Linked DNA regions of Mus musculus: region 1 is linked to region 2. Evidence: chromatin loops called from intact Hi-C (ENCODE). Cell type or tissue: left cerebral cortex. All regions are shown on one strand. Links, peaks and the distances in the headings refer to the core of each region. The heading gives the core; the rest is flanking DNA. Region 1 overlaps Tafa1 (TAFA chemokine like family member 1). Region 2 overlaps Suclg2 (succinate-Coenzyme A ligase, GDP-forming, beta subunit).

Evidence for each region. Peaks named below come from ENCODE experiments on the same cell type or tissue, not always from the same donor. Only the 100,000 strongest peaks of a DNase experiment are listed, where the experiment ranks them.
Region 1: it touches region 2 in a loop (11-fold over the local background); 3 of 42 quality-filtered maps call a loop at or near these places.

The regions. Positions count from the first base shown.
Region 1 is chr6:96,425,951-96,437,803 of GRCm38, forward strand. All of the region lies in intron 2 of Tafa1 (TAFA chemokine like family member 1), which reads left to right. Among named protein-coding and RNA genes, the nearest start is that of Gm26011, 130 kb to the right of the region's middle. In left cerebral cortex, for the core only: a CTCF peak has its summit at 6,681 (motif pointing left); a DNase peak (open chromatin) is centred at 6,629.
Region 2 is chr6:95,478,827-95,490,679 of GRCm38, forward strand. The region is part of intron 10 of Suclg2 (succinate-Coenzyme A ligase, GDP-forming, beta subunit); the gene reads right to left. Among named protein-coding and RNA genes, the nearest start is that of AY512915, 150 kb to the left of the region's middle. In left cerebral cortex, for the core only: a CTCF peak has its summit at 5,764; DNase peaks (open chromatin) are centred at 4,389, 5,131, 5,769 and 7,129.

The sequences.
Region 1 (11,853 bases), core at 1,964-9,963, 950 kb after region 2:
CTTTAAAATATCATATCAAATTAAAACTAAGCAAATACACACGGAAACAAATCATTCTGAGAGCGTACCATCATCTGCCCTCTGGAGTCCACTTTGGAAACTCCTTGTTCACAATCTCCTGCTGCATGTTACTGTGTGTGTTTGCTGTTGCATCGTGCAGCACAAATATGGCTAGTTCAAAGCACAAAGCTCAACACAACTTCCTTAGAACCAGTCTTTACTTTTACCCACTTGAAAATTGTTCTACCATGACAAGTTTCTTAAAACTAAACATCTTAATTCCATCTTCCATAAAACTTGTTCAAATAATATATGAATCATGCCTGCTTAAGTAGAAAAAGTTCTAGTGAAATAAGAAAAAACAAATCAAACTAAGACATCATAGTATGAACGCAGCTCCTCAGTTGTAAGAGCCATTTGCAGTAAGGAACCCGGATATCTGTATACAGCTCTCATGAAAGGAGTAAAACACGCTGCAGTCCTTAAGCCCCTTGTCCCTAACTGGGCAGCCTTGGGGCATTTGCCTACATGACTCACTGTGAGGTTTTAATCTTAGTCTGGGCTTTGCCACTCCTGTCAGATCCTGGTGGGATTAAAATCAGCCTACGTTAAAGGCTATGGGTGAAAGGGTGTTTTCTTTTGAAAATTAAGTTACTAATGTTAGCCTGAAGAAATGACAAAAATACCTGTACTTTTGACCCCAAACACATAGACTTGTAAGAGGAGTCCTCTCCCTCACCATTGAAAAAGCAGTAATTCCTCTCAGAGTCTGAACCACCAACCAAAGAACATACACTGGGCCTAGGCCTCCCCTCTCATGTGTAGCCAGTGTGCAACTTGGTCTTCATATGGGTCCTGAACAACTAGAACAGGGGCTATCCCGAAGTTGTTGCTTCATGTGGGATGTGTTCTTCTAGCTGGGCTGCCTTGGCTGGGCACAGAGGCTTGAAGTGCCGGGGGAGGGGGGCACAGGAGGGATACCCAAGGGGCCCCGACCCACTCAGAGGAGAAGGGAAGGAGGGGATAGGGGAAGGATTGTGGGAGGGGGGGTGACTGGAAGTGGACAGTGAGGGGAATGTAAAATAAAGTAAAAAAATTTTAAATTAAAAATAATTAAACAAGCAGATCTCAGAGAAAAACATTTAAAAAAATAAAAGAAAAAGAAAAAGGCAGTAATTCCACCACACCTGCTTGGCAACTCAGAGGGATCTATAGTGACTCCTGACCTCCTTATAGGTTTCTCTACGCTTGAGAGTTGCTGTTGCTCCTTTTGGGGCTAACTGTTGCCTTTTCTATGACAGCCTGTGAGAGGTAGCTAGGAGGGAAGAACACTTGGCCCAATTAGACAGCAGTATTTGACATAGGAGTGAGTCACTGGTGTACTACTTTTTACAAACCTCAAACAGGAACACCTGGTCTTATCCATGGAGAACACTGTCTCGTGTTCGGAGCTAGGCTTCATTTGGATGTTTATTCAGAAAGGGAATTGACACCTGCCACTTTGCAGAGGAATTATGGCAAACCACAGCAGCAGCATCTACTTATCCCTGTCACCCCCTCAGCACCCTTCAGGATCACATGCCATTCATGGTCTAGAACCTTTTGTCAACCTTGGCAATGTTTCCTCTTGATAAGACTGGTTTCTGAAAAAGAAAGCATCATTCTGAAGTATTCACACATGTGTATATGTGTATACACATACACACACACATCCATACATGCATATACTTCATACACTCTCTGGTACTCACACTTGTGCACTTACTCACATATATGCATACACACTCACACATATACTTTGTTTTACACACACACACACACACACACACACACACACACACAGAGTTACTATTTCTGTTGTCTACCAGTCAATAAAAGGGATACTTTTTACTTAGAGTGTGACTTCATTTGTGGTTTTGGCAATGACTTCTGTATTCAAAATATCTTTGCTTCAGCACTGCAGAGCCTCACAGATGCTATGCAATTGCTCCATTTCAACTGAAATTTAAATTTTCTCTTAAAATGCATGACCTATTGCTGGTGAGGCTCACCCTGCCTCCTGCCTCTTAACCAAACAGTGAAAGCTGCAGCCCTGCGGAGACCATGGGTAGTTACAGTCCAAGGTTTGCCTTAAGAAGTTGGTTAAGCCTTGCCAGACTCTTGAATCGTCTTCTTGACTTTTAGAATGGTTGAACAAATACAGACTATATTATGTACAGGCCAATGTAACTAGGAAAAAAGAAATCACACAAAAGGCATTATTAAAGATATGTGCCTCTGATGAACTATTAAATTATTAAAATTATTACCCCAGAAATTATTAAAATGCAAATGATTACTTAAAAAAGACAAAAACAGGTGAGCTGAGATTTTCCTGGAAGGTAGACTATGAACCGGGGTGCCCTTTGCCAGTGCCAATGAACAATGAGATTTTATGGTATCTGGCTAGAAGGTGATGATAGGAAGGCTGTAGATTATTGAATTAAATCCATTCCACAGACCGTAATGCATGCTTGCTTGATTCCTCCCTGCACAGTTGCTGTGGAGGTTCGTCTTCCCCTCTTCCCTTGAGTTCAGCAAGGCATGGAGCTCTCCTACTTTAACTGAGTTGTGCCTGGAATATCTTGGGAGCATTTCAGACAGAGAGACAATGGTTTGGAATTTAATTAATGATGATTCTTATGAATTCAATCCCTACTAATTCCTTCTAAAGACATATTACTCGATTCATTTCATTAGAATTATTTTATGGGGCTGGGAATTGAACCTATGTCCTTGTGCATGATAGGCAGGTTCTCTACCAGTAAGCCACAGCGTTACCCCTGAATGCACTTGAATATTTTTATGGCCAGCATATACTGCTGTAAAATTCAAAATTTTCACAAATGTCCCTTAAATAGCTCTCTACGCAAACTTCCAACTAGCGTGGAATCTGACAAATCAAATCACTTTAATGAACCACAGCAAACAGCTCCTGTTGAAACAGCTGTAAGCACAATATGCAAATCATGTTTACGAGTTGCTCATCCTCCAGAGAGAGCGTCTTTCTATGACTTCTTTATTATTTACAGTAGTTTTGAAATTTAATTTTTGTCAACATTGACAGATGCCATTCACGTTAATACTGGGACGGATGTATACGAAGAAGGCTAAACATATGCAGAGATCTTGTGTCTGGGAGTTGATAATGTGGATTGACAAATGGGTTTAACAATATCGAGTCATTTCTGAGCAATCCACAAAATTCACCTGAGGTCTGTGGTAACAGTGAGGGGGAAGGCTAGAGGAATATGAATGAAGAGAGGGGAAAGCCAGTGCTCTGGAGAGCACTGTCTATAATGAAAGCATGACAGAGTATGATTAATTATATTCCAAAGACAGATAATTCCCAGAGAATGTGTCTGTGATAAAAAAGTTTCTAACCTTTCCAGTTGTAATTAAATGAGGGATTCACTAATCTAAGGCGAGTGAAGACTATTTCATTGCATAACTGTCCTAATGCTCCTGTGGAAATGGGTTAGTTTAAATATGCATGCCATGGCCTGCAACGTGACGTTGACAAGCTGACAGTACCCTGGAGGGCACGGAAGGAGGGTCACCCCACCAGCACGAAGCTCTTCCCTGAGAAATGACCAGAGTGGTTCAATAAAACAATGGCTTGGCAAATTCACTTGCCTTAAGTATCTCCAAATTTATCTTCAGCTGGAAAGGAAACAGAAACAAACAATCCACACCCAGTACTGTTTCATGTTGCTGTAGATATCAATCTTACATTGAATGCGCTTCTAATGCTGTTTAGATTTTTCTTAATGTCCTGCCTGTTAAGAGTCTGACTGAGTGGTCTGGGCTTTTTCACTCTGCTTTTTCTTTAATATTTCCTTCCAGACAATAAAAAGCAATGTTGAAAATATTGTGGCTTCTCCGAGGCAGTTTGAATGCATTCCTTAGAGTCTTATTTTCTTCGGGTATTTATTGATTGGTCTGTACAAACCCAAAGCCATTTTAGGTCCTAGCGATTCCCTGTCGATTCCAGTGTCTGACACATACATAGCCAGTCTCAATAGACGTATGTGCTGGAGAAGGAGTACTTGAAGTATATGAGTACTTGAACTTTGTCCTTTAGGCTCATCTTGGTCCAGATATCTAATATCTGAAGCAAAGAAGACAACATAATTACTGAATAAATGTTTCTAAAGTGTTTTGATAAACGCATTGTCATATGCATTTATTATCTTTGACTATATTTTATCAGTTTGAGGAGATGGTGCTATGTGTACAATTCAGTCCCAGAAAGTATATTTGATAAAAATTGGATAACCTCCCCATTTGTAATTAAATATTCACAGATCTAAGCTGTGTCATTACTGTTTTGCTCCATAACTGGTAGTAATATAGATCAAGCTGGGATATTTCAAATATGCATCTTCGTCTTCGTTGGTTACTTGTAAGATAGAAAAAAGAAAGAAAGAAAGAAAAGTCAAACGAAGCACCTATCAGTTGGGATGTCATTAACTTTATGTGGAATATTAAAGGAGATGGCTGATTGGGAAGAAAGAATTAAATAAAAGAATTCCAATGGCTTACTGGAAAGATTGCTGTTTTCTGTGTATAGTAGCAGGCATTAGATGTTAATAGATCAATCTTTATGTTAATTTTTTAGAGAATCCACAGTAATCCCCCCATGTGAAATGTTATCAAATCATAAATTAGTAAAAAGTTATCAGAGAATGCTACATTAAGGACGAGTTACTTTGTCTCAAGGCTGTAAGAATACTTGCTATCAAAGCAAGAGGACCTAAGTTCAAATGCCCAGTCACTACATTAAAGACAGATGTGTAAGCCCAGCAGTAGAGGAGAGGCAGAGAGAAATAGAGCCTGGAATCTCACTGAGCAGCCCTCCTAGCCCAATGGTGAGCTTCAGTGACTCTCCCTCTCAAAAAGTAAGGACAGTGGTAGATGATCTGTGGTCTCGGCTTAGACATGCATCCCCCGCTCTCAGTTTTCACAGCCCAAGACAATTCTTTCTTAGGCTACATATCAGTGATAATGTTGTTCTTTATACTCTCTGCTTCCAGAACCTGGACTAAAGGGCTAGCTTATAGAATGTCACCAGTGTGGGTGAATGTCCTTGAGCCATTATATGTTGAAACTGGGAAGCTAAAAATGATAAAGGGATAACACATCAGTAGGTATTTATTTGTAGAATCAGAAGCCATTGAGGTCTAAGGGATTTCCAAAGTCATGGACTGGGCTGCCTTAGCTTACTTTGAAAGACAGACCCATTCCCCAAGACACAGGGTGGAGTACCACCTTGTGCACACCGTCACAGTCTGAGCTAGGACCCAGTTCTCCTGCCTTTCCATCTAGTTCTATACTATTTAGATTCCTTTTTGTGTTTTTCTTCCTCCTTGAACATTATTTTGCTTCTTGTTACCATTAGGAATTATACAAGGGGGTGAATATCTTCCTTATACTGTTTGGGAAATTTGTTTTACGTGAAACCTTGTTCTTTCTTTATAATTGCTTAAAAGATTTGGATGTAATCTGTTCTAAGCAGGCTTACTGTATGAAAGATAATTGAATTTAAACCTTTTGAATGATGATCTTCACTAAAAATGCATTGTATAATGTTCATGTTAATAAAGAAATGGAAGCCAATAATGTAAATTCATAGGTAGAAAACATAATCCATAACACTAGCAAATGCCCACTGAGTTTTTAAAAGATTTATTTTATTATTTTAATTTGTGTGAGTGAATGAATGTCCCCTATGTGGGAACACTTATGGAGGCTAGAAGAAGACACAAACCCACTGAATCTAGGGTTACAGGTGCTTGTCAGTCATAAAACATGGGTGCTGGAAACTTAACTTGGGTCCTCAAAAAGAGAGGCAAGTGCTTTTATAACCACTGAGCCACCTCTCCAGTGCAAGGCTCCACTTAGAGGAATTACTGCAATTCAGACATCCTGGAGCACAGTTATTTTATTCTCTCTCACCATCACTTCTTAGCAAAACCCATTCAAGAACAGTTGATGTGCTCTGGATTCCTTTAAAAATACTGGAACAACTCTGTTCATTTTAATGGCACATAGAGGTAGCAGAGAAACTGATTAATCCCACAAAGAGACTAATCACTGCATATAACTTCGGCATGTAGTAAAATCAGCTTCTTGCCTATGGTTTTTCAAGTCAAAGTTGAGCACTGACCTGTAGTTATTGTTGCTGAAGCTGAGTCATGTTGAAAGGAAATCTGGTCAACAGAAGAAAATACCATCTCAGAAAGAAGAGAGAGAGAGGTAGGGGTGGGGAGAAGGAAGGAAAGAGGGGAAGGAAGATAAGAAGGCAGGAAGGAATTGTATAAGCATTGTACAGTTTAAGTATGTGTCAACTTGGCACATTATCAGCAGAAGATCCAAGGCTTGTGGACTCCCTCCTGCAACTCTCACCCTTAGTTTAGAAGCTTCTATCTTCAGCATCTGATGCTCAGAGAGGGAACTCATTCACCGCTGCTCAAAATTCTAAGAATAAGCGACTGCTCAGTGCCCATCCCCAAACAGGATGTCTATGCCGCCCCCTCCCCTACTCACACTCAGAGCCCCAGGAAACAGCACAGAAAGGCTGAAAGGACTTTGGGAGCTAAAGGATGGGGAGAAATGTGGTGGAGTGCCATCTTCTGGATACACTGTGGCCATTGCAATCACCACACAGCAGCCATGACTGCCTACAGAGTAGTTGCAAATAAGGAATTGGGAATGGAACATGAGGCTAGTGTTGCATCTAGTTGGGAAGAAGAGGTTCCACAGAAGTTGGGAGGAGATGAAAGAGGTAGTGGAGGTGAATATGATCACAATGTATGTATAGAAATATGAAATTGTCAAAACAAATAATTTTAGAAAATAAAAAGAAGGCAGGGGTTACAGCTCAGTGGTACAGTGCTTGCCCAGCAAGTATGTGGTCCTAAGTTCACTGAACAGAATTAAAAATCAATGCAAAGGTGAACTAACTCAGCAAGCATAGTAAATGGTTACAGGCAACTATGACATGAGCAAGGTAGCTGCAAACCACTAGAACAATAACTCAGCCAGGGGCTATGGTAGAAATGTCTAAAGGCAGGTCTGTCTTGACTGAGGCATAGGGTTTGGGTAGGGTTTACTAGCACCTAGTAGACAGAATACTATATCACTCAGGACTACTTGGTTTCCAGCAAAAGCATTCTCTGTCCCCAAAATGTCAATGCGATGAAGTCAAGGAGAATGCCTTACATGCTGTATCCACATGCTGCCCAAGTGACCCACTGCTCACAGTATTCAGATCCTGTCACCTAACCCACAAGGCCAACACTGATGTCACTGATTGTTACCACTGAGGACCCCAGTGAAGTTAAACTCATTTCTAGCTTGTTTAGTGCAGTCAGTAAAAATCACTTTTTCTAACCCTAGCCTCAAATTGATTCATCATGCTCAAAACAGACTAAGTGTTTTCTTTTCTTCAAAGTTCAAAAGAGATGTGTCTGTATTAGAGGGATTGAATCTTTCATTCCAGTTTAGTATTCCAAAGATGGGAGACACTGGCTAAGCCTTGACTCGGATCTAATTTATCCTGCTGAGCTACTTAAAGTCTTCATTATCATAAAAATAATTGGTTATTTTCATAGTAAGACTACAATGGTTGTTCGCTTTGATACGGCTTTGTAATGAGAATATTACTGAAGCTGCATTTCTTCTAAAAGAATGATTTTTACCTGAGTACTTCATTACAATGTGTGCATGTGTGTGTGTGTGTGTGTGTGTGTGTGTGTGTGTGTGTGTGTGTGTCAGGGGTTGTGGGGGTATGGGAGTGTTTGCCTATGTGTAGTGGGTATCAACCTGTTAAACAAATGCTTCTATTGAAGAAGTATAATATTTCAATTCTCATTCTTGAGCAAAACAAATTATTTGAATCATGGTGTTAGGTTATACAAATAAAAATTAAAATACTATTTTGGCATCCTTCCTGAGGTGACAGCTTGAGAGCAGGGGTTGGGGATGTGGTCACAGGATGATTCTTTGGCTCTTTGCATAATTTTAAAAGATCAAGGCCATGGTTCTTAATCTGTCAGCCTGCAGATCCACCAGCTACACTCTACCTGCTCTGCTTGGAGCAGCAAGGGGCTGGTTGCTGCTCGCAGTCCTGTCCCAAGTCCTGAGCACAGTGGAAGGGATCAGCAAACAGGAAGCCCTGATAGAGTTGGGAAGGAATTGTGGAAGGGAAGAGCAGAGAGCTTCCTTGTCCATTCTAGGACACCCTGCTGGGAAGGCCTGCTGGAGTTCCACTTTCTCATGCTGAATTCTGAAACTCAGTACTTACTTAGACCACCTCCTCCCACAATCCTTCTGACGGAGGTCTGTGTCTCCCTGCTATTATCTATATCTATTCCAACTTCATTTTAGTTTCAAACCACTTTCCTTTCTTCTGTAATTCCTCCTCTGATGAGAGTCAGGACTCAAAGATTCTTCTCTAGAATCTGACTTCACTTCCTTGGGGCAGGAACTGGGACAGAGAAAGCATGTGCCCCAAGAGTAGATACATCCTTAGAAGGGACTAGAGTCTTCTGACATAGCATGCTTTCTTTTCGTGTGGACAAAGAGAGTGTGTAGTAGGGAGACATGGGACAGACCTGGCCTTTGAATTTGAAGCTACAGAGTAGAGTGGAAGTTACCACCTTTTCTGCTCACTGCAGACAAAACAAACTTTAGTTTTCAGGATGGATCCAGATCTCTGACCTGCCCCTTCTAGCTGTATTATGTAGGCAATTCAGTTAGCTTATCTTCCTTTGGTCCCCTTTTCTATTTAATAGGGAGCAAACATCTCTTAATTAACAGAGTTATGCGTTATCCATAGTCTGATTCAGAGAATTGCTTTGAACATTGCCTGGCCCATGGCAGAAGGAACTCCATAGCATTATCATTATTGTTTAGCTTCTTCTTCGTCACACATATAATATGGGACACATACATAATAACATAATTTTATTGTCTACTTTTTAGGTTCATTTAGATTTCAGTGTATTACCCCAGCCCATCCTAAGTCCTTAGTAAAATAGATATTATTATTGACACCTACTCTTGGATAGTTGTAACTATGATTTCTCTTAATGGTGAAGAAAAAAGTACATGGAAGCGGAGTTGTTAAAAATAAGTGAATAAGTACTTCATATCTATAAGAAGCAAGCCCTTAGACTTGTGTGTTTGTGTATGACCTGTGTTGGGGGCGTGCACTTGTGTGTATTTCTGGGAAAGCAAGAATCTGACACTTTGTCTGTTCACCAATCATTCTCCATCCTATTTACCTGAGATGTGGTCTCCACTGACCCTGCAGATCACAACTCTGATGGACTGATTCCTGACAAGCCTCAACAATCAGGATTCTTCCTGTCTACTGCATATAAGCTCTGGGATTATAGGCGTGGACTGCTGTGCCTGGAGTTTTACATGGTTGCTGGTAATCCAATATCCTAATGTTAGCTTTGCAAGCATGTTGCTAACTGAGTCATTTCTCCTGTCCCAAACATTTTAATTTTTTTCTCTGGTTTCTTGAAAAATTATTAGACACACAAGACTTTCCTGCAATAAAAATGTAAAACTGCAATTAAAAAATAACCCCAGAACTTTTGAATAAGCTGTGTGCTTTCTAAACATTTGATTAACCAATAGCCATGTTGCTCTCTTGCCGTCTCCTGACCAAGTTCTGTCTGGTTCCCTCCTCTGCTGTTTTATCACCTCTCCCCACCTGGACTTCTAAGTTTTATTACCTCTGTCAGCCCTCTCCAGTCTCCATCTGGACTCAGAGGCTTGGAAAACCACAGGGGGACCGCTGTCTGCTATTTTAAGGGAAATCACCAACTGTAGTCACCAGGGTTTTCTGAAAGAGCCTAAATATGAATAATTACATTCTTCTTTCTCTGGTTAGTATCATTCATACAGAACTGTTTCCAGGCATCTCAGCTATATCCATTCTCAAAGACAAATGTTCTTTCACAGCAAAGTGTGCTCAAGGATCATTCTAGAAGTCACTTCTAGAAGAACACACTTCATAAATACAAAAACTTAAAATGACATGGTTAAGTTTTGCACCAAGCTCTGCCTAACTGCACAAGAAGCCAATTGTCTAGTTTATCCTCCTAGGGCCATAAAAGTGCCTACTTAAAGCCTAAGTGGTTTATGATCTTGTCTTATAGATTATAGTTATGATGATATAGAAAAGATCAAATAGATCACAGATATGTCTTATAGATCATTGATAGATGGTAAATGTCTTATAGATCATAGATCATAGATAGACCTTACCATAAGTACAAATATTGCACTTAAAGTCCATGATAGTTGTTTAAAGGCATAGTATATTATAATATAGCAGTTCTCTAAAGCTCAAATTTTAAGTAAAATTAGTGTTCCACTGAGATATGTTGGCTGTGAGGTGACATTTCTCTCAAAATTATGACAAACCCGTAGGCACACACTTTACTCAACAAGCTCGTAGTCTTGGGCTGGGAAAATGGCTTAGCCAGTAAAGTAATGCTGAGTAAGCATTAAGACTAATTCAGTCCCCAGCACCTATGGAAACAACAACAACAACAACAAAACAAAAAAACCCTACCTCAGCGGTACTGTGAGCTACTGTCCTAGCAATGTGGAAGTAGAGGTGAAGTTCCCTGGAACTTACTGGTACTAGTCAAGCTAAATCAATGAGTTTTATAGATCTTGGGACCCAGACTCAAAAAGTCAGGTAGTAGTAGAAAAAGCCACTTAATATGAACTGATGCTGTCCACATACACCTGAACACACAGGCATGTGCATTACTGATAAACACAAACTCATGAACTCGTACAAACAAACTCAGTGTCTTTATGTCTATTACTTTTCCTTTTCCTCTATTATGGTTAACTTACTCTATGACAACCTCATATGCCTGGAGAATACATTCTCATCTGCACACTGTCTCTGCTTCCCTCTCTGTCCTTGCCAGCCCTTCCTCCATCCAAGCCCCCACCCCACTTTCTTTCTCGTTTTTCCATTTTGGTTTTACATTTACTTTGCCGGTATGGAGCTATCTACTGGTGCATGAGAAAACATCTGTGGCTACACCACTAAAGACAATAACTTCCTCTCTACTGGCAGCCCTTGACTCCCATTAGCTCCCATAACAGAGAGCTGTGCCCCATAAGCCCCCTTTCCATCCATGACTGAATATTTTGGGACTCACTGGTGGTCAGATCCCATCAATCAAGGTGCTGTGAGTTCATGAGTGCTTCAGCCATCATACTGTAATACTGTAGACCACATTCTTCTTCCCAGCCCTTAGACTCTTCTGACTCCTGTGAAGCTCCTGAGCCTTGAAGCAAGGGGTAGTTCAAGGCCAGTTATTCTCAGCACCATGACCTGGAAGTTTGCCTTAGTGCCTATGACCTCCCTGGCCATATCAGCTTTTTATCAATTCCTTGATACAGAAAATGAGCACCTTCCTATAAATACGGCCTCAGATCCAAAGAGCATTCTGTTGGTTACTCCAATAGCAGCCATTCCCCTAGACTTTCCCCAAACTGGAATTTCATATTACTTCATTTTCATAGCCCGCAATGGTTACACATCAATGCTATGATCTCTACCTCACTAATATCCCCACTTAGAAAACCCACTTATCTTTCTCAACCCCGTTCAAAGATAGAATTAAGGACTCAAAAATTCAAACAAGAGTTAAAAATCTGCTGTAACTATCAAGTCACTCCAATGACAGCACAAATCCTCACTATGCAAAGAAAAGTCAGGATCCAGTGTGGTCCATGATCATAATTTCTGAGAGGATGTGTCATGGC
Region 2 (11,853 bases), core at 1,916-9,915:
ATTGGATCTCCTCAGCATTTTCTTTCTTTAAAGAATGGGTGGGATTGATATTATTTGGAGATACACTTTGCTGTGGATTAGTGTTGCTTCTTTGATTGGTCTGTAAGCTTAAGGCCCAAACTAGGAGAGACAAGGTGGTTATTGCCCAGGCGCTTGCAGAACTAGAACATGGAGCTTCCCCTGATATATCTATGCTTAGGCAATAGGTCGCTGGCCACTCAGCTCTTACATCTCACGAGGCTAGACTCATTGCACGGGATAAAGTGAGTGTGCTTCAGCAGCCCGAGAGAGTTGCACGGCTAAGCACTGCAGTAAAAAGGCTCTGCGGCATATATGAGCCTATTCTAGGGAGATACGTCATCTTTCATGAAGGTTCAGTGTCCTAGTTCCCTTCCCCCAGGAAAAACGACACGGGAGCAGGTCAGGGTTGCTCTGGGTAAAAGCCTGTGAGCCTAAGAGCTAATCCTGTACATGGCTCCTTTACCTACACACTGGGGATTTGACCTCTATCTCCACTCTCATTAGTTGGGTGGCCTATTTGCTCTTATTAAAAGGAAAGGGGGAGATGTTGGGAGCCGCCCCCACATTCGCCGTCACAAGATGGCGCTGACATCCTGTGTTCTAAGTGGTAAACAAATAATCTGCGCATGAGCCAAGGGTATTTTATGACTACTTGTACTCTACCTTTCCCGTGAACGTCAGCTCGGCCATGGGCTGCAGCCAATCAGGGAGTGATGCGTCCTAGGCGAAATATAACTCTCCTAAATAGGGAAGGGGTTTCGGTTTCATTATTGAAGGGGCTTTCGTTTTTGGGGCTGGGCGCTGGGCGCTTGCCCTCCTGGCTCCCAAAGATGTAAGCAATAAAGTTTTGCCGCAGAAGATTTTGGTTTGTTGCGTCTTTCCTGGCCGGGCGTGAGAACGCTATTAAGAGCCTAAGCTTGCCACGGGACGGCTCCTGTGCTCCCAACCGGCTACCAGGTGATGTCTTTATAACAAAGACTCTGAAGGCATGGCCATGGAGAACAAGCCCTTCTATGTGGGCACAGATAACAGCAGGCACTTGGTCAGCACGGCTCACTCTCAGACAGTGGCCAGGTGAGCGCACTGTGCTGCTGAGGAGGCGCTGGGACACTGCATCTGCTGCAGCAGTGGGAAGTGAACACTGGGCGTCACACCTGCCAAGGGCCCCTGGGTGCAGTGACTAGGGGAAGGAGCCAGAGTTCTCACCTCTGCCATGCATTACGAGACTGGTGTTTACCTAACCACTTGACTACCTTGAGTTTCAACTTTAAAAAATATTATGACTGCTTTCCCTGCACATAGGGCCTTGCGCCATGTGCATGCCTGGTGACTGCAGAGGCCAGAGGAGGACATCAGATCCTCTTTAAGTGGAGTTACAGACGGTCATAGCCCACCATGTAGATGCTGGGAATCAACCCCACGTCCTCTGCAACAGCAACAAGTGCTCTTAACACTGAGATCTCTCTCCAGCCCTGCAACTTCTTTAAAATTTTCTTATTTGTTGACAGTTTCATAAACTTACATAATGAACTTTAGTTACTATGAACCAGTTAACCCCTCTCACATCCCTCCTTCACCCAATACAATTCCCACTACGCCCCTCCTACTTCCACAGCTTTTGTGTGTCACCCACTGGATTGATTAAGGCTGCCTGCTTGAGCCTGGGCGTGATGTCATTTGAGGAAAGTATCACCTGCTCTCACAGCCATATCATTGTCTCTGTGCTGGGGTGGAACCCCAGCTCCTTTATCTCCGTGTAACATGATCTTCCTTAGAGCTACTGATCACTCTGTACTTACGCATGCCAGGATAATGCCCAGCAACTTAGATGCAGCATATGATTTTTCAACACGAGCTCTAAGGAAGTGCTACTGTCCTGTGTTTATGGATGAAGTAAGTCAGTACTGGAGAGAGAGAAAGGAGGGGGTGTGGTGATGCAGTGTATGTGTATGACAGTTTTACAGGGACAGTTTTATAGACACAGGTTGCAGAGAAGACAAGCTAGACCCAGGTGAAGACAGAATGAGCCAGAGAATGAGAAGGAGCCAGCAGATTAGAACAGATTGCCAAAAGTTAGTATAAGGCCAAGCAGAGCAATTTAGTCCGAAACTGAAGGAAGCTGGACTGAATCGGTCAACCTGTAAGATCAGATTAGAAGTCTCCAGGCCTAGGTCTAGGGAGAGTTAGAACAGAGCAGGAAAAGCTCTGGACACAGCCTAACCTACAGCTTGGGCAGAGCCCTCATCTCACCATTTCATCTGAGGAAATAAAGTGATGTTTACATCTGTTTTACTTTCAGCTACACTATTGGTAAGGATAACCCTGGGAGGCACCTTTCTAAGGATGGCAATGACTTCTTCAGCTAGACACTTGATAATGAGGTGGAGCCCAGCATCTGACTCACTCACCCTTCCAGACTTTATAGGAACAGGAAGGAAATTTCAATAATGCTAAACTCTTGACAGAATGGTTGTTATTCAGGGGCTGGCTTTAATTGGAATCAAACGTGTGTGTGTGTGTATGTGTGTGTATGTGTGTGTATGTGTTAAGACAAGGCCTCTCATTGGCCTGGAGTCACAAAGCAGGAACCCCAGGGATCCAAATGTCTCCACTCTCCAGGGTTGGCATCACAAGTGGACACCACTAATGCCTGGCTATTTTACGTTGGTTCTGACGACTGAATTCAGGTCGTCATGCTTGAATGGCGAGTACTTTGCTAACTGAGCTATTTCTATGCCCAACCCATTGTTTTTAATGTTGTCACAGGGAGCTTCTAAAACAGCACTGGGACAGTCATGTGACTGACCTTGCCTCCTGCGACCACACGCTCGCTCGTGTAACTTGTCCCCTTTCACTGTGTAAGAATCTACGAATGATGGGACATCACTTCTGAGATGAGATATAAAAACCTTGCTTTCTGTCTGCCTTGTCTGCTTTGATATTTCTACCATTTGCTGGCAAAATGCCATGTTTCAAGCTACCCTATGTACAAAGCCCACTTGTCAAGCACCCTCTAGCTAACTGCTACTGAGCCATGAGGCAACCAGGGAACAGCATCTGGTGCTAACCATAGACGCTAGCTTGAAAGTGAACTACCTCTTAGCAAGCCGTGGGGTCCTGCGGAACACACCTTTCCTGCAACCTGGTGAAGACTGAGTGCGAGAACTCAGCTAGGCCCCACCCCGATTCCTGACCTCGGGTCCGTATGATATTCACACCCTTCTTTAGCACTTTCAAACTCTGGGATCATCTGCTATGCACAGACAGAGACGTAACACAGATGTAAAGCTCAGTTACATCATTACAGGACCCCAGTGTCCATTCTGACTCCTTTGGTAAGCTGAGTCTGGGTTCCAGAGGCTGAGAAGCAGGACAGGGTGTGCATCATGGTTAGGTCAGAGGCTAAGGAATCTGTACATTAACCTGCAGGTGTGGCTGTCATGGAGCAATGGCAGAGTGAAGCAAAAATAAGGCCTGGGCTAGAAGCACACCTCTGGACCTGAAGTCTGATGTGTCATTCCTATCCCCTTTCACAAAGGAGTCGACTGGGATACCTTCCCTGGGTGCCTTCCTGTCGGCCAGAGACCAAACGAAAGAAAAAGTACAAGAGCTTTTCCTTTCGGGCATTCTCCAGTCTCAGCACCCAGCTCCCCAGGCCTCCACAAACCTGTGGAACATAACTGTTCCAGGCCTCTCTCCCACCCCTCTCCTGGTATTTTGGGGGTTGGCTTGTTTGTTCTTTATTCATGGTTTCCTTCACTCATTCTGAGAACTATCCACTCAGAATTCTCCATTCACTATTACCTGAATTTTCCATGCGTAAGGACGAAACAAATGCTGATTACAAAACAAACAAACAAACAAACAAACAAACAAAGGAAACCAACTCACATATGAAGCTGCTTTTCCTTGGAGCCGACAGCATAAATAATTCAGGCCCTTAATTAATATCATCTGCAGCATCTGGCTTAGGAGCAGTATTCTCAAGGGGAATAAGAAGGCTCCATGTTAAAATTCACAAGTGCCTAGGCAGGCACACCGAGCCCCACTGGCCTTTGCCCTGCATGCCCATGCGCTCGCTCGAAGCTGTCTCTCCCAGTCTCCTGGGCCTCCTTCCCTGCCACTGCCTTCAATGTTCCAGCTACAGCAGGCTTGTCAGATGTGCTGCTGGAGCACTCAGTGATCTCTACATCGCAACAGGGATGAGCCCTGTGGGGCAGCTTAGTGATATTTCCCACAGCCTGCTACACGTCCCTGTCAGCGCTGGGTTTGCTTCTCAGGGAATCTTGCAGTATCAGCTACATGTTACATGTGAGCTGACAGACTGGGTAAGGACAGCCACAGTCACAAACGATGATGCCTGAGGACAGAGGTTTGGACAGATCCTTCTCTGATCATTTTGAAGAGCTGAGGGTTCTCCAGAGGCCTTGGCAGTGACTCCATGTCCTGGCATTCCATTTGCCCTGGCTACTCTCCAGGGCAGGCTCTAAGCTGCAAACAATTCTCTTACCATGTGGTGAGCCAAGTGAAGAGAGTCCTCACACTCGAGTTATGTTGATGGGTGCAGTCGGGGAAACGGTGAAGGGAGCCTTCCCTCTACCTCCTGGCGGCATCTTCAGTGCCACACCAAAATACCTAATTGCTTTATAATTTCAGGATCTACTAAAGCGAATTTTAATTATACTTGCTGTTATACTTTAATTACAGTCTTAATTATTAAGCACATACTATCACACTTGGAAGAAGCAGGGTGTGAAGGGATTGTAACACTCAAAGAGCCCAGGAATAAACTGGACTGCACTGAGAAGTGAATCCAGAGAGAGCCGCCATGAGCAGACGGAGGTCAGAAGGAGGCTGGGGGGAGGCCAACCCAGGACACAGGTGAGGAGGACATCATGGGGAACAAGCCAGAGAAGGATGAGCATGTGAGGAGAGAAAGGCAGGGTGAGGAATTGGGGAGCTTGCCATGTGGCCTCCGCACTTGCCCTGTCCTTTGTCTCCCTCTCTTCCCCTGCATGGCTAGGCTTTGCCCGCATCCTGGCCTGGCCAGCAATTACTACCATTTGCTTCCTCCTTCTGGTTGAGGAAGCAGCTGGAGGGGAAAGAGAAGAGAGATTGCAAAGAAAAAGGAGCCAGTAAAAATCAGGTCATGGGGAGTGAGGATGCCCTGGGCAAATGCTTGTGAGTGTCTCCATCTTTGGGGGAATGGTGTTATTGGCGCGTTTGAGGCTTCTTTCTGACCTCCATGGCTGACATCTATTCCAAGCCCCCTTTCTGACTTTATTTCTAAGTAGAAACCATCACAGCCACTTTAAACTCTGACATGGAATTAAGTGTTCTAAAGAGTGTGTTTATGCCCTGCACACAATTAGGATGGGGACTGATCACTTTCCCACACTTAAATGGTGCTGCTGATATGCTTTAATATTTATTAAATGCTGCCATGCTTCTCAATGGGGCTGCAGGACAACATGCTAATAACCACCCATACACATAACCGATCAACCCGCACAGCTCAGCTGGCTGTCACTTCTCAACTCTGGCTTCTTGACCGCTGTCTGGCCATGTGGCTACCTACCCACTTCCAGGCCTTGAGAATGACAGCGTGTAGAGAAACAAAGGGGGCACTGGCTCAGCACAGACTCCTACTCGGCTGCTAGCAGACATGAGAAAAAGAAGCACATGAAGCAGGTAAAAACGTCTCTGCTTCCAAGTGGTCTATAGTGGCTTCCTGCCACTGGGTGGAGGAAGAGAGCTGTAAACAGAGATGCAGGGGTAATTTATCAATCCACCCTGTGCTTTCACCATGCAAGAGAGAGGACACTGGGCAGGGCTGACAGGGTTTGAGTGAAGAGATGCAGCCTCTGCCCTGCCCCAACTCAGGCTGGCCTTTACCCCAGGAGCAGAGGATAACACTGTCCAGTGCAGACGCCTCTCTTGAATTACTGCTTTTATAGGCATTCAGATGTGCGTATGTGTGTATGTATGTATGTACATATGCATGCATGTATGTTTTTATATAAATGTGTGTGTACACATGTATGTCTATGGAGGCCAGAGATCAACACTGAGCATATTCCTTGATCACTCTCTACCATATGTTTTCAGACAGGGTTTCTCACTGAACCTAGAGGTCAATTTACCAAATTGGCCAGACTGGCTGGCCAGAAACTGGCACCTGCTTACCTCCCTTCACTGTTACCTCCACAGCTCAGCCCAGCCCAGCTCAGCCCAGCCCAGCTCAGCCCAGCCCAGCCCAGCCCAGCTCAGCCCAGCTCAGCCCAGCCCAGCCCAGCCCAGCCCAGCCCAGCCCAGCCCAGCCCAGCCCAGCCTAGCCCAGCCCAGCCCAGGGGTTACAGGTGTGAACTCTGCTGCCCCTCCTGCTAACATGGGCTCTTGGGATCTGAACTCAGGTCCTCATGTTTGTGCAGCGGGCTCTATACTATAACTAAGTCAACTCCCTGGCCTGATCATTCAGGTTTTTGCTCCTTTTAAAAGAATACAACGCCACTATTAAGTACATATTGACTACATGTTACCAGATTTTAAAAGAGACTACGAAGATAATATTAAAAACAGTATAAGCTTGCTGTCTATGTATGATTACTGGTTCTTAAATATCATAAAACTCAATTCTCAAAGCAAATCTAAAAGCAACATCATTTTAGCCCAACTTCACAGATAAAGTACCCAAGGTACCAGGAACTTAGCAGCTGACCTAATGACTCCCAGAAAGTTGGAAGATAGAAAAAGAGTAGAGTTCAGATTTATCTGAAATCAAAACCACACGCTGGCCATGTACCATAGAGCACCATGCAAAAAAGAATGCTGGTAATTCTTTAAGCTAAGCCTTCACTTCATCTCACTGGGGGAAACTGAGGCTCAGGTACTAGGGAATCTACTTGGTCAAGCAATCAGTGAGCTATCACAGGCCTGATTCAGCCTCCTGTTCTAAATCAGGGCTGGCACACGCTGGCTTTTAAGCCCAATGCAGCCCACAGTCTCTTTGCATGCTACTTGTAAGCTAAGAATAGTTTTCATATTTTTAAATAGCTGGGCAAAAAATCAGAATAATATTTTGTGATACATGAAAATTACATGAAATTCAAATTTCAGTGCCCATAAATAGAGTTTTGATGGAGCAGGGCCAAGCTGATGCGCTCACAGGCTGCTGATTGCTGTGCTCTGCAACACCAGAGCTAGGGCGGTGACACAGACAGTGTGGCTCACAGGGCCTGACAAGGCTCAGTTCTGCTCGGAGGCTTCCTTTCTTTCCTTGGAGTAGAAACAGGACACACTCTACAAAGCAGTAGGTTCCTGGGGTCCGGTGTCCGTGGGTCCTGTTCCTTCTTTCCAGCCATCATCAGACAGAGCACTGTTGTTTAGCCAATGTTTGGAATCTCTTCTCTCTTGTTATTCCTTTAGTAATGGAATGATTCCACAGACATACTGTGAAAGAGACCATGGACACATTTCCATCCACAGTAGCTCCAAAGAACATAAGCACCTAGGAATAAAACTCAGAAAAGAAGCAAAGGCACCACAATGAACTTTCAATCTCTGAAGAAAGACACCGAGGAAAAACTAGAAAATGGACAGGATTAGTAGAAATAATATTGTGAAAAATGATCATCCTAACAAAAGCAATTTATAGATTCAATGCAATTCTAATCGAAATTGCCAAAACATTCTTCACAGAAATAGAGAAAGCGCTGTGAAGAAGTATTATGACCAAGGAGACTTATAAAAGGAAGGATGTAACTGGGGCCTTGCTTACAGTTTGGAGGGTGAGAACATGACTATTATGTCAGGAGCACAGCAGCAGAAAGGCAGTCATGGCGCTGGAGCAGTGTCTGAGCGCTTACATCCTGATCCAACGCAGAGAGAATGCAAATTGGAATATCATGGGGTTTATAAACCTTAAAACCCAGCCCCAGTGCTATACCTCCTCCACTAAGACCCCAAGTCCTAATCCTTACCAAACAGCTCCACCAACTGAGGACCAAACATTCAAAGACAGAAGCCTCTGGGGCCATTCATATTCAAATCACCAGAGGAAAAAAATCCTAAAATTTTCATGGAACCACAAAAGGCCCCAATAGCCAAAGCTATTGAGTAAACAGCCGTGAGTAAACAGAACAAAACCATTCTAAAATTTGCTATTCTAAAGTTCAAGGTATACTGTGGAGTTACAGTCATAAAACAGCCATATGGTACTGGCACAAGAGCAGACATGTAGACCAATGAAACAGAATAGAAGGCCCAAATAAGAGTACATACAACTAGAATCATCTGGTATTTGACATAGATGCCAAAACCACATTGGAGAGAAAACACCAACAAATGGTGCTGGGAAAACCAATGTCCACATGCAAAAGAATGAAATTAGGCCTGCATCTGTTACCTTACATGAAAATTAACTCCAAGTGCATCAAAGACGTCATGTGAGAGTGGAAACACTGAAGCTGCTGCAAGAAAACAGGCAGCACCTAACAGGATGCAGGTGTAAGAGAGGGCTCTCTTAACGAGACTCTATTTGTCCAGAAATTAAGGCCAACAACTGACACCCGGGACTTCATTAAACCAAAACGACAAGGCTAAGAAAACAATGAACTGAGCAGAGAGGAAGCCCCCCCAAGTGGGAGAGAATCTCTAGCTACTATGGATTCGACAGAAGACTAATATCCACAATACGTAAAGAACTTTCTGAGCACAGAATCAAGAGATCAAACTCCCACTGTGCCCGTACCCCTCCCCTTCTTGGAGATAACTCAAGTCTCAGGTTGAACACCACCTGGCAGCCAATGGCAGTGATACATAGGGTCAGTAACAAGGGTTCAGATGTGACAGCTAGTACAAATTGCACTGCTAACATTTACTAAGAGCAGACCTATTCAGACTATTGGAAAGCTAGTTTGTGCCTTACAATGTGTGCCTTACATTATGATGCTGCTACTTGTATATATGTCAGTTTGTGCATATGCCCATGTGCATGTAATGTACTTGTGAAAAAAACAGAGGTCTATGCCAAGTGCCTTCCTCTATTACTCTGCATATTATTTTTTGAGACAGCATCTCTCATGGAATCTGCATCTCACCAATTATATAGACGGGCTGGTCAGCACAATACTGGAATCATGGACCCTCATGCTTTGGTTACACTTTACCTACTGAGCCATCTTACCTCCCCGATCAATACTGTTTTTCCCCCTACATACTACAAGAGAGGAGGTTGAAATTTCACACCTGGCTTTATTCCTAAGAAGCTGAATGACTTGAGAAAGTCACTGTCCATTTGACTGGAGATTCTTCACCCTTGGGTGAGGATCTTATCTACCCACACATTCTATGAAAATTAAGGCTGATAAAAAGTGGTCTGTGACACTGTTTCACAGCCATGGTAAGAAGATACACAGGGTGAGGACTGCTGTGGGCAGTAGCCAGATTTAGCAGCAGGAAGTCTCTGACCAAGATGCAATCATCTGACCACAAAAGCAAGGTTCGGGATCAAGTCTATGCGTGTTCACTGAGAGCCACTCCTAGGTGCATATGCTTTTGCTTTCAATTATGTATCCCTAAAAAAGGCAGCATAAATATTAATGCAAGCCATGTTCAACTGTAATATCAAACTAGAATGCAAAGAACCCTCTGGCAAGCAAAACTGGCTGCAGTACTTAGTCTACTTACTCCCATCATCTACAGGACAGAACGGATCTTTCTTTATTTTTAGAAGATTCATTCGTTCTTTGAGGATTTATCCAGAGTGTTTTGTCTCCTCTTCCCAATTCCTCTCCTGTCCATCCCATCCCATCCACCTAACTTGTCTTTCTTTTTATCAGCCAAGTCCAGGAAGTGCTGCCTGCATAGTCTTGGATGTGTGGCCTTCCTTTTGGACGTGTTACTCTCATTCTCTCGAAGCCATGAGTTGCCAATAGCTTCTGAGCTAGGTAGGAGTGGGCTTCAGGCTTCCCTGCCCCCTCCATGGTGGGGTTTGGTCTGTCATGAGCTTGTTCATGTCTTGTGCATGCTGTAGGACAGATCTTTTGAAGAGCTCTTAAAATCTGCAAGGCCTTTCTTTTACATCAGTCCACAATGCTGACCCAGACCTTCAGTCGTCCTTGCTATGGTTTGGCTATAGAAGGCAATGTCCCCCTCAAAGACTCATGTGCTGTATGAGTGCTCTTAGCACAGTGGTGGGGAGTTCTAGTGGAAGGTAATTATGTCACAAGGACTTACCTAAAGGACTAATGCTGGTTAGAACGTGCATTGTCACAAAAAGAGTGAAGCTGCACTTGCTTCATCTCGTCTTGTTTTCCATGCGGTCTTGGTTGGCCTCAAACCCGATGTGGCCAAGGCTGACTCTGAATTCCTAATTCTGCCTCCATCTCCCGTGTGCTGGTGCCACAGGTGTGGACAGCCAGCCTGCTCTCTTGCCCCTTGGCTTGCCAGATGATTTCTTCCAAATGCATCTCTGCCACGCGTGTCATCCAGGCTCTCTGAGATGAGCAGACGCCAGCAGATGTGGCAACAAAGTAAAGCTCTTTTCTTGGTAAATTATCCAGACGTAGGTGTTTTGTCAGAGCAGCACAAACAGACTGATAGACTGCCTGAGAAGCCATACCACTGCATTACGGTATGGGACTGTAAGTAGGGGAAATGCCTGAGTGTGGACTCTACTGCTAAGATTGTCCTTAAGAAAAACACTGTATTTGAAGAGCTGATATTGTTTGTCAAGTTCTAACTTGACTCTTATAAGAAATTTACAGGCTGAGCCCACAGCCAGAATTAGAAATGGATAATAGGAGGAGTTTCTAAAACACTAGGTCTTGTTGCTGGGCTCTTTTCCACTTAGGGGTCTGCAAACTAGGGCTCATAAGCCAGACCTACTCTGATATCTGTTTTTGTACCAAAAGACTTATTATGACCCAGGGGCAGCCATCTCCCCGGGCACTGTCCAGAGCTGCTTCAACACTACCTACCGCAGAGAGCTAAGCAACTGCAGCAGGGATACATGGCCTCAAAGGACAAGAGCTGACTCTTCACAGGAAAGCTTATCAGAATGCCCCAGCTCATGTCTGATGGGCTGTACAAAGTAAGAAATTATCTTACTTGGTTCTTTCCCAGTTTTTAGCCCCCACTTTACTTCCTGCTCCCAATAGAATAGAATGCTATATTTCTAGGGGAGAAAGTCCCCTGTATGGTTTCATTCACTAATGGCAAATGGTTGGCTCAAAAAGCATCTCTTTTGACATCTGTAGTGTACAATCATGATTATGGAACCTCTTTCTCTGAGCTACAGTGCATCAGGATTTTATTGGCACAGCGCTTTCAGCAGCCACAGTCAATGAGCAGAAGGTGGCATAGGGCGAAAGCTATCTGTCCTCTGTCCTAAAACACTGTCATGGAGGCTATAGGGATAGACTAGGAATAGTCTCCAGGGGTGTCTCTTCAACATTCTTATTGGCAGGGTAGACTCATCATCTGTAAAACAAGGGACTAAATCTCCCTGCAGGCTGCTCCCTAATAGCAGGCTGCTAATTAGAATAACTACAGTGTTGCATGAAGACATGAACTGACTGGTCCCACCGACAATATCCAGAAAGCAGACAGGGAGTCTGCATTAGATACAGTGGGCCTAATGAGTACTCTGCTTTAACCACTCTTCCTTAAAACTGTTCCTTTGCATAACAACGGCCAGAGAGGATTAGTCTGTCACAGCTACCTCCCTCCATCACCTCACTGCCCAGAGAGCTTGGGGACACTGCATAATGCTGGAGTTATCTTCTTTGAGAAGACTTAGCTTACAGATATGACAAGGCCACAGACATCCAA